2 separate regions of the Homo sapiens genome follow, and region 2 is linked to region 1. The links are chromatin loops, found by intact Hi-C in ENCODE. Cell type or tissue: chondrocyte. All regions are shown on one strand.

What was found. Peaks named below come from ENCODE experiments on the same cell type or tissue, not always from the same donor. Only the 100,000 strongest peaks of a DNase experiment are listed, where the experiment ranks them.
Region 2: it touches region 1 in a loop (3-fold over the local background); 4 of 110 quality-filtered maps call a loop at or near these places.

What each region holds. Positions count from the first base shown.
Region 1 is chr12:58,345,168-58,347,667 of GRCh38, forward strand. No RefSeq gene overlaps it. Among named protein-coding and RNA genes, the nearest start is that of LINC02403, 260 kb to the left of the region's middle. In chondrocyte, CTCF peaks have their summits at 1,056 (motif pointing right) and 1,274; no DNase peak of the experiment used is centred here.
Region 2 is chr12:58,878,445-58,880,944 of GRCh38, forward strand. LRIG3 (leucine rich repeats and immunoglobulin like domains 3) reads right to left here. Exons shown (of 19, transcript NM_153377.5): 13 at 2,137-2,457; 14 at 380-661. Among named protein-coding and RNA genes, the nearest start is that of LRIG3, 41 kb to the right of the region's middle. In chondrocyte, a CTCF peak has its summit at 1,562; no DNase peak of the experiment used is centred here.

The sequences.
Region 1 (2,500 bases):
CTTACTGGCCAATATTTACCTCCTTTGAGCCTCTCAGGTTTCTCATCTTAAAATGGCATCAGTGACATTACTGCAATTGCAAGGCTGGGCTGAGTAACTGAAACAAAGCACATGAACCTCCTGGCACCATGACTGGGAGGGGGATGATGCTCTGCACCTGTTCTTTTCACCCCCTTCGTGTTACAAGAAGTGTGCTCTCCCAAGTCCTCTGCTGGAACAATCTACTCTCCATCCTTTAGAGAAAACCCTGTGAATTCCTGCTTCTGTAATTTTGCTTATTATTCCTTCTATCTTGTATATATCTTCCTTCTCCTCTTCAACTCTCCAATCCTTTGACGGCTTCACTAGTTGCTTTTCTGGAGGGCTGGGATGCTTTCCCCTTTCTCATCTCCTTAGTCAGTCATGGCATTTGGTACCCATTGCAGTGCACTGCCTCGTGTTGTTCATATGCATGTGCCTTTCAATCATCTCGATCATATCCCTCCAGCATCACTTCTTTTGTCAGCATCACCTTTTTTGTTGGGTCCTTCATGGTGTCCTTTTAATATCAGCAAATCGAATGTAGTAGATGCTCATTTAATAATCGATATTTGGATTACAAATCATCTCAATGAGTTTAGTAAGTTGCCCTAGAACCTTCCTTACTATGCAATGCTTTGTTAATTCTATTTGGATTCCTTTGCAAAATGTTTGTTTCTTTTAAAGTTTTTTTTAGAAAAAAGAAAGATTAAGTAAACTGTGGCTCATCAAAAAAGGTGCTTGGGAAGATTTTTTTTTAATACCATAGGGTAATACTTGTGTTGTCATGTTAAAATTAAATTGGAGCATGTAAAAGTATGCATATAGCATGATTACAACCACATATTCTATAGTTTAAAACAACTCTGAAACTGCTAGCAACTAAAAAATCAGGTCCAAGCATAAATATGAATTCTTTTTTGGGGCTAGAATAACTATTATTTTCTTTCCATTTTATTTGTAGAAAGAATGTTTTTATGGGCAAAATCATTCTCTGCATGGTTAACTACTTGCTGTGAATGAAGACCTATTCTGCTTCTTTCCACTAGAGGTCACTGTGGTTCTTTAGTTATTTTTTTCCGTTTGGCATCCCTGTTAGCAGGGCTAAAAGGATTCTGTCACGGTTATTATTTTTAGCAAAGTTAAGAGAAATGTTAAAATGATAGTCTCCTTTTTTAAATACAAAGAAACATTTTCCGGAGCAATTGTACTTCTTTTCAGATTTCGTTTTCCAGGCCATAACTATCAGAAACATTTCTATTTTACATTGGCGACCCCAATTTAATTTATTAGCGTGAAACATTATCACTATACCATTTATTCTGCTATTAAAACAGAATTGCACCCATGCTTTCTATGTGTGAAAAAATAGAAGACTAACCCTTTCTATTTCTGGTTCAGCTTTATTTTTTCGAAGATTGTTTCCCAGCAGTACAGAAACATGGTTTCTAGAAGAACTTGTTAGTCATGGAGTATTAAAATCGATTAATGACACATGAGATGTGCACATATAAGCACCATTTTGAAGGTGAATGCAGGATATCCAACAAATTCTACCAATAAACTACTGTGTCTTTAAAAGAATTTCTCCCTGGTAAATTCAGTAGGAATACAGGCTATGTTTTTCTGTTTGAAAAATGATTAAATATTAAGAATTAGAAAAAGGAAATATAGCTCCAAATATTAGTAGGATGCATGCTGAGTGTAACATCATCCAAAATGTCTAAGCAACATGATAACCAAGGTCCTTGGTTTTCCTACCGGAGTCAAGTCCATTTCACTATAAACCAAGAAGCTCTACATTTTATAATGTTTGGAAAACCCTTATTTTTCCTTCTCATTCTCTTTTTGCTATTTGCAGCCTTGAAAAATGGGGTCCCAATCACCTCACAAGACCATATTTATTTTTCATAGTCTGGGCTATTTGGTTCCTGTTGTGTTCTTATTCCTAGGGCATTCTTGCTAAATTCACAGTAATTTCCCCCAATTCAAATTGTGTCTCAATAAATTTCAAAGTTGATTATCCATTATTTATTATGGACCCTAAATTTAGCAGTACTAGAGAGATTTGGATATGAGTGGCATTTTGGAAACCCACCGACCACTCCAGCAATCTACAATATGCTTTGAAAAATCTGCACAACTTTTGCTCCCGTCTTCTGACTAGAATGCACAGCTCCAGTTCCCTAAGTTTGCTGAACATGCTGAGGCCCAGGCTGTAAGCAGCAGATGAGGCTGACTGCAATGGGGCATCCTGCTGCAGTTTGAAGCCTTTCTTTTTCATTTCCTGCAAACCCAATCTCTGTTCTTGCTTTTGGAGGCAACTTTTACAACTGGGTATCTCTAAAGTGGAATAATTAATAATTGTCTTGATACAATTAACAAAAGATAACTGGCTGGCTATGACTTTTTTTTTGAAAAGCACTTTCTTTTTTTCCTTCAAAGGGTGTTTTCACCTTTCTGTCTTTAATCCAGAGTCCTC
Region 2 (2,500 bases), 530 kb after region 1:
GAGTAAGGCCTTCCCAATTTGTTCCCACATTTTTTTTTAATGTTCTTTATGGTGTTAAGACTACTGATATAGACAGCACAGTGGGGAAATTAGAGGAGGGTGATCCCCCATAAAAGGGAAAGCATCCCAACTTTTCCTCGGCCCCTCTCTTCAGGATGGAGGGGGCAGGGATTCACCTCAGTGGCCAGACTTGAGGATGTCATGCAATCCCTGACTTCAAAGTGTTCAAGAGGCCATTTGCATTAATACTTTCTAGGAAAAGGCAATGCCCCATACATCTTCATCTCTTACTCTCACAACTTCTGATACTTAGGGACCTTGGATGAGCTAGTATCTTCAAGACTGATTTATACTACAGAATCTTAACAAATTCACCCACCTAGGACAGTCAGAGTTGCATTTGCTGAAATACTTCCTGCACTGTTCTGAGCTGTGCAGCTGTATACCCCAATGTCCTCTATCTTCACATCCACGATAAAGAACACGTCATCCTCGGGCATCACATGCATGCGTCTCTCCCGTGCAGCTGGGAAGTCTGTGCCCCCATCCTTCTGCCAGGCTATCTGGGGGGCTGGGTGCCCCACAGCAGCACACTCCAAGCGTGCCATGGCCCCAGCTCGGATGGTGAGATCCATGGGGGTCTTGGTGAATGAGGGAAGCACTGAAATCAGAGAAACAATATAGGCATTAGCACAGTGGAGTCTTACAGGTTCACTTGCATTCCTTTTTATTATTTGTTTGTTTGTTTGATACTTACAGATTGTCCCTGACATAGATTGGGCAGGGGTTAATTCCAATTTCAAGTCAAGGAAACTAAAGTTGAGATGGAAAGATTAAAAGGCTTGCTCAAGGTTACAGATACAGAAACAATGAAGTCAGGATAAAACAGAGGTCATCTGATTCTCAGAATGAAGGTCTTCCTGCTATTTTCTGCCACTTTTTAGTTTCCTCAACAATCAACTGTGAGATCTTGGGTGTATCAATTAATCTCTTTGTACCCTGACCACTCACTTCATCTATTTTTTTTTTAAAGTCTCTCCTGGTAGCTCTAACATTCTGTGACTTTTAAGATACATGTTTTGCCCTACAATTTAAACTCAAAACTGTTCTATGTGCCAGGCCACAGCCATCATTTGCTGAGTGAATGCATTAATGAATCATATTCAAAATCTTCTACCACGGCAGATACAGATAGTTAAATGATAAAGTGGCAAGGATCCTACTGTAAAACTGTATACCTACCACACAAAGCAAACAAGAATAGACTTCTGTTAACAGTGGCTAACAGTGCATTTACTGAGCACTACCTTGTAGCCATTTTGCTACATCCTTTACACATATTATTTCACTAAATGAGCATAATGCCTCTAGGGGGCAGGTCCTATTATCCCTAATTGAAAGATGTGGAACTGGAGGCGGAGAAGTGAAGCAACCTGCTGAAAATCACGCAGGAGTGGCAGGATTCACACACAGATCTCTGAATTAAAGGCAGTGTGCATCCAGCATGATGCTTTGCAGCCTTCCAGATCAGTATACTACACTGTAAACTCTCAAAGAGGAAAACATTGCTGGGCACGGTGGCTCACACCTGTAATCCCAGCCAGCACTTTGTGAGGCCAAGGTGGGCAGATCACAAGGTCAGGCGTTCGAGACCAGCCTGACCAATATAGTGAAACCCCGTCTCTACTAAAAATACAAAAAATTGGCCGGGCATGGTGGCGCACGCCTGTAATCCCAGCTACTCAGGAGGCTGAGGTAGGAGAATTGCTTGAATCTGGGAGGTGGAGGTTGCAGTGAGCCAAGATTGCAACCAGGATGTCATCCAGCCTTGGGTGACAGTGCAAGATTCCGTCTCAAAAAAAAAAAAAAGAAAAAGAAAAAAAAAAGAGCAAAAACATGTCTGGTTCATCTCTGTGTTACTCACCACACTGAGTACGGTGTCGTCTTCAACATAATTGCAGGTTTAGATACAAATAACCAAGAATCTTAATTTTGTGGAATGAAAGGTAGGGAAAGGAAGAGTCAGGTGGGGAACTGTGAGAAGAAAAGACAGGGTTAAGATTAAGAGAGAAAAACAGGTGCTTTCTATTTCTAAAAGGTATCTTTAAATGCTAAAGGAAAAGTCAGATCACATACTATTTACTGTAAGCTTGGCTTTGACAGAGTAGGATGAACCAAAGTGATTGGAGATGACACACTGATATTTCCCCTCACTGGCAAATTCCACCTCGCGCAGCCGAAGGATGGTGGTATACTCCATCACCTCGCCACCTTGGGCCCGGAGGTGTGCATAATTTTCCATTTCAGCATCATGCAGTAGTTCATTGTCTTTTTTCCAAGCAAAAGTCATTGGGGAATCACTGCTGCTGGCAGCTGAGCAGATGAAACTCAAATTGGAACCTTTTATTGCCGACTGTGTTTCTGGCTGAACCGTGATCTGGGGTTTGGGAAAATCATCTGTTAAAAATGGAGAGGAGGAGACAAAACAATGTTAAGGCTC